Regions from separate parts of the Homo sapiens genome. Here region 1 is linked to region 2. A link is a loop called in an ENCODE intact Hi-C map of the cell type or tissue named here. Cell type or tissue: OCI-LY7. All regions are shown on one strand. Links, peaks and the distances in the headings refer to the core of each region. The heading gives the core; the rest is flanking DNA.

What was found. Peaks named below come from ENCODE experiments on the same cell type or tissue, not always from the same donor. Only the 100,000 strongest peaks of a DNase experiment are listed, where the experiment ranks them.
Region 1: a loop joins it to region 2, with 2.6 times the contacts of the local background. A loop is called at or near these places in 4 of 110 quality-filtered maps.

The regions. Positions count from the first base shown.
Region 1 is chr9:87,548,223-87,551,143 of GRCh38, reverse strand. The region is part of intron 2 of DAPK1 (death associated protein kinase 1); the gene reads right to left. Among named protein-coding and RNA genes, the nearest start is that of DAPK1-IT1, 3.8 kb to the left of the region's middle. In OCI-LY7, for the core only: no CTCF peak of the experiment used is centred there; DNase peaks (open chromatin) are centred at 363 and 1,153; H3K4me3 peaks cover 903 bases; H3K27ac peaks cover 1,768 bases.
Region 2 is chr9:87,478,323-87,481,243 of GRCh38, reverse strand. No RefSeq gene overlaps it. Among named protein-coding and RNA genes, the nearest start is that of DAPK1, 18 kb to the left of the region's middle. In OCI-LY7, for the core only: no CTCF peak of the experiment used is centred there; a DNase peak (open chromatin) is centred at 1,283; H3K4me3 peaks cover 319 bases; H3K27ac peaks cover 906 bases.

The DNA.
Region 1 (2,921 bases), core at 153-2,652, 70 kb before region 2:
AATAGATGTGATGATGTTGCCCAGTTTTAAGAAGCAGGATCTGTGGTTTGTAGCTACTGTCTCCACCAGACTGAAGCAGCACTGGGGAAGAGCCATCCCGGCTGCTGGCCAAGGTGGGGGGACCCAACAGCTTGGCCTTCTGCCTTCAGAGGACCATCCTTCCACATGTGTCCCCAGGTTAGCCCCCTCCCCGGGGTCAGGGTATGTATCCAAGAAAAATAAAAGCACACGTCCACAGAAACACTTGTGCAAAAATGTTCCTAGCAGCTTTATTCACGACAGCCAAAAACGGCACCCATCAACAAGCATGGCTTGGTACAGCTTGGCTTAGCTGTAGTCCATTTCTAGAATGGAGCACTACTCGGCAGTAACAGCAAACCACTGGTACATAAAACAACCCAGGTGCTGCTGTCATGGGTTGAATTATGACCCCCTCAAATTTGTATACTGATGTCCTAACCCCCAGTACCTTATTTGTAAGGTAGCTTTATTTGGAAATATGGTCATTGTAGATGTCATTAGTTAAGAAGGGTTCATCCTGCAGTAGGTTGCACTCCCAATTCAATATGATGGGTGTCCTTAGGAGGACCATAGGTCCTTAGGGGGAAATTTGGACATAGAAAAGCAGAATGCCATGTGCAGACTGGAATTATGCTGCCACAAGGCAAAGAACTTCCAGGAGCTAGCAGAGAAGCCTGGAACACATTCTAAATGACACCTTGATCTTGGACTTCCAGCTTCCCAAACTGTGAGGCAATAAATTTCTCTTGTTTGAACTACACAGTCTGTGGTATTTTGTTATAACAGCCCTAGCACACTAATGTGGCTGGCAACAGAAGTCTTGCACAAAATAATAAACACATTCTAGGATCTCATCCACATGAAGTTCTTGAACAGGTTAAACGAACCTATGGTGAAAAAATCAGAACACTGGTTTCCTTTGGAGGGATGGGGGTGGGAATGATTGAGAAGGGGCAAGAGAGAACTCTCTAGGGTGACGGTTAATGTTTTGTGATTATCCTGACAGGGGTTCATGTTACCCAGGGAATGCAATTGTCAAACCTCATCAAAGGACGTGCTTAGGACTTCTGCATTTCACTACATATAAACTTTACCCGACACAGAAAAAACCAGCAACAAGCACCGAGCTCTAGGAAATGACACGCATGACGAAGCCTTAAAAGGATGAGGTATACAGACACCTGCAACTTACTTTGAAATGCATAAAGTAATGAAGATGGCGTGACAGAGGGAAAGATAAAAAAAATGTTCATTGTGGATCTGGGTAACAGACAGATGGGTATTCATGATACTTTTTTCCCCCACTTTTCCATATATTTGAAATTTTTCATAACAAAATGTGGAAAAACATTAACACTGATCATGGTTTCTTTTGGTGCTCTGCTACGAGTTGTACAAGTGCATTGCTGAGGCTCTAGAAGGCACGTCATAAAAGCAATGTAAAAGGAGGGGCGAGGGGACATTATTTTGTGCTGAGATGTGTACTCTTTGTGATGAGAAGTGTTCTTCATTCTACATTCTTTGTAAAACTAATTTAAATTGTGTGAAATGCCTAATTAAAACAGAATAAGGTTTGGGTGATACTAAGAATTTTTTCGTCATTTCAGAGATAGTGAGGATAACCCATACCAACAAACTACATTAGAATGAAATCCCCAGCAATCTCATTACTATATAACCCCCCCATACAAATTGTTCTATTATAAAGATACACGTATGGGTATGTTCACTGCAGCACTATTCACAATAGCAAAGACATGGAATCAACCCAAATGCCCATCAATGATAGATTGGATAAAGAAAATGTGGTACATATACAACATGGAATACTATGCAGCCATAAAAAGGAATGAGATCATGTCCTCTGCAGGGACATGGATGGAGCTAGAGGCCATTATCCTCAGCAAACTAACACAGGAACAGAAAACCAAACACTGCATGTTCTCACTTGTAAGTGGGAGCTGAGTGATGAGAACACACGGACACAGGGAGGGAAACAACACACACTGAAGCCTGTGGGGGATGCAGGGAGGGAGAGCATCAGGAAGAATAGCTAATGGGTACTGGGTTAATATCTAGGTGATTGGATGATCTGTGCAGCAAACCACCATGGCACACATTTACCTATGTAACAAACCTGTACATCCTGCAAATGTACCCCTGAACTTAAAAGTTAAAAGCCAAAAAAAAAAAAAAAAAAAAAAAAAAAGGAATGAAATCCACTCAGTGGGTGGTGAATTACCAAAAGGATGCATTCTTTACAACCTACTGTGGAGGGTGGATTTTGTCCATAGCCCCACAAAACAGAACCAGATCTTCAAACATACACAGGAAGACTCGGCTGAGAACCTCAGGTACAGTGCAGCGCAAATCTTCAGTGCACGCTCACCAGGAGCAACATCAGTACTGTGTTCCCAAGACAGCAGCCAAATCCATGCAACACTGGTTCAGAAATGGTTATCCCAAAGAAAAGATACAAAATAATAACAGTGCCATGCTTTCCTCTTTGAGTGAGGGAAGAAACTCTGAACACAAAATTTAGTTGTTGTTGGGGAATCCAGTGTTTCAGCATTAGCTCAAAGAAAAGAGTATCAATCAATTCCACTTTTCAGTAACCAAATGTTTTCTATTGACTACCTTACCAAACTTATATGTTGCAAGAGAACAGACCCAGGAACAGGAGAAATGTAGTCCACAAAGTGGTGAAAAAGAGAGAGAGAAAATATAGGAGAGAATCATCATTCCCATTTTACAGATGGTGATACTGAGGTTCAGTGTTCCACGTCACATAGCTATTTAGGGGGAAAACCAGGGGTCTAACGCAGGCCTTCTGACTTTGGTCCTGGTGAGAAAAAAAGATTGATGTTTAGGAAACAGCTTTGCCCCTCCAAGCCAAGGGG
Region 2 (2,921 bases), core at 274-2,773:
TGTGTTGAAGGGCAATGTCTAATGCAATGACATGCAAGAAACAGTTTTTTAAAAACCACTTTATTGAGGTCTGGTTGACATAAAAAGCTGTACATGGGTAATATGTACATCTCAATAAGTTTGGGGATAAGCATACATCTCTGAAACCATTACCACACATGAAGGCCAAAAATAGAGGATGAGGCTGGGTGTGGTGGCTCACGCCTGTAATCCTAGCACTTTGGTAGGCTGATGTGGGCGGATCACGAGGTCAGGAGATCAAGACCATCCTGGCTAAGACGGTGAAACCCCGTCTCCACTAAAAATACAAAAAAATTAGCCGGGCGTGGTGGTGGGTGCCTGTAGTCCCAGCTACTTGGGAGGCTGAGGCAGGAAAATGGCCTGAACCCGGGAGGCGGAGCTTGCAGTGAGCCGAGATCGCGCCACTGCACTCCAACCTGGGCGACAAAGCAAGACTCCATCTCAAAAAAAAAAAAAAAAAAAAAAAAAGAGCATGATGCATTTTTTTTATAAGCTTTCATCGTCTTATTTAACACAGGATGTGTTTATCCTGGAGCAAGGCCATTAATTAAGTACCTGAAAATAGACAGCAAGATGCCGCTTTGCAAGGACATTATTCAATGGTTATAAACACGCAAATACCCTAATAAAGCATTTGTTAATTGGCACTGAAGGGTTATGCTTTGCCTATTATAAATAGGATGTGACCTCAAAGAGGTCATGTGAGGATCTAGCAATGGAAGTTTTCAATTGGTCCCTTTGCCTTTATGTATATAATTTCCCATTGTCCTGCCTTCCCCTGGAGGTGTCCAAACCAGTATTTACAGGGATGGGGATGTGATCCACCACTTAATTTTAATGGACAAACATATATGAGTTACATTTATGCTTTGGTCCCACGATAAGAAGATATGATTACCTAGGCGGACATTAAGTTTCTTTTCTAACATCACCTCTTGCAGTCTCATGTTTTATTAACAGTTATGACTGCTGAGGTCTTAACTTTCCCTGTTTCATGTTTTCTTCAACAAGACTCCTGTTTAATCCGGCAGGCAGAACATGAGGGGAGACTTCCTTGGAGCTGTCTCCAAAGGTTGTCCCGAGTGACAGAATGCTGTATTTGGTTTGGTTAAAAATTAAATGCCATGTCATTGTCAAAGTGGCAACATGACCTCACCACCTTCACAATGTGGGTGAATCTCTAAAAACTGGTGGTCCCTTAACATTGGTGAACAAGAGAAGTGAAAGGGGAAGTGAAGAAAGTACTACTGGAGTCGTCTTCCTGGGCTAAGAATGGTCACGTGGCCAAGGAAACTTGCAGTGGCCCAGCCACCACAGAAACCACACACTCCTGGGTGCTCTCCTGCCTGGTGTTACTCATGGCTCCAGAGTCCTGGGGGAGAGGGGAGAGAGAGAGATGCACTCTGATATCAGCTATGCTGTAAGAATCTCAGCCCGGAGCGGTGGCTCATGCCTATAATCCCAGGACTTTAGGAGGCCGAGGTGGGTGGATTACTTGAGGTCAGGAGTTTGAGACCAGCCTGGCCAATAGGGTGAAACCCCGTCTCCACTAAAAATACAAAACCGGCTGGGCGCAGTGGCTCACGCCTGTAATCCCAGCACTTTGGGAGGCCGAAGCGGGTGGATCATGAGGTCAGGAGATCGAGACCATCCTGGCTAACACGGTGAAACCCCGTCTCTACTAAAAATACAAAAAATTAGCCAGGCGTGGTGGCGGGCACCTGTAGTCCCAGCTACTCGGGAGGCTGAGGCAGGAGAATGGCGTGAACCCGGGAGGCAGAGCTTGCAGTGAGCCGAGATCCTGCCACTGCATGCCAGCCTGGGCAACAGAGCGAGACTCTATCTCAAAAAAAAAAAAAAAAAAATACAAAACCTAGCTGAGCATGGTGGTACACCCCTGTAATCCCAGCTACTCGGGAGGCTGAGGCAGGAGAATCACTTGAACCCAGGAGGCGGAGGTTGCAGTGAGCCAAGATCATGCCACTGCACTCCAGCCTGGGCAAAAAGCGAGACTCCATCTCAAAAAAATTAAAAAAGAAAAAAGAATCTATCATATTCATCTACAGATAACATTTTTATATATAAACATTCTAGGGGCAGAACTAACAAAATAGAATCATATCTATGCAAAGGCTTTTGTAAAATGTAAGGTATCCCGCATTTGCAAACTGCAGCTAATTACTTACCTTTACTCCTGCCGTCTCCTGTCTTCTCCATCTCCTTAAAGCTGGTAAAACTAGGATACTCCCCCTTCACCTCCTCTCTCACACCCCCACTCCAGCACCAGGCTGGGCTGCACTCCCTGAACTGTGAGTCTGTGACCCGGGCGGTCCTGCTGGGCTTCCAGGGGCTTCCCTGAGCTTCCTGGTTATCAAACTGACCTAGGAGAGGGTGCAGCAGAGCACGGGCCACACGCGACCCCTCTAGCACCCAAAGCCCCCAGGTTGGCTCCTGCTCTGTGTGGGCTGGCCCTTTGACAGCCTCGCCTTCAGTCTTATTTGCATTCTGTTGTGAAGCAAAGATTCATCTTCCAGGCCCTGTTCTCCCCATTGCCCCTGAAATGGGGGTCTTGCCCTGAGCCCTATCTTGGGATGGCAGCTCTGATACTCTTGCCTAGTTTTTCAAAGCCCTGCTCCCAGGAGAGGGAGATGTTTATTTTCCTGGGATGGTGCTGTGGTGTGGCCCCTAACCCAGGTCCCCTTCAGGGATTGCAGGCTTCACTTCCTCAGCTAGCTGTGGGAAGTGCTCTTGGGACAACACCCTTAGCTGTCAGCCCACTGTGGGACTTGCCCCAGCTGAAGAGAGCCTTCTGGCCCAAGGCCAGGTCCCCTAGCTGGAGCAGGCTGCATCCACTGGAGGTGGTCTCCTGAATTTGACACAACTCTGAATGGGTTATCGCA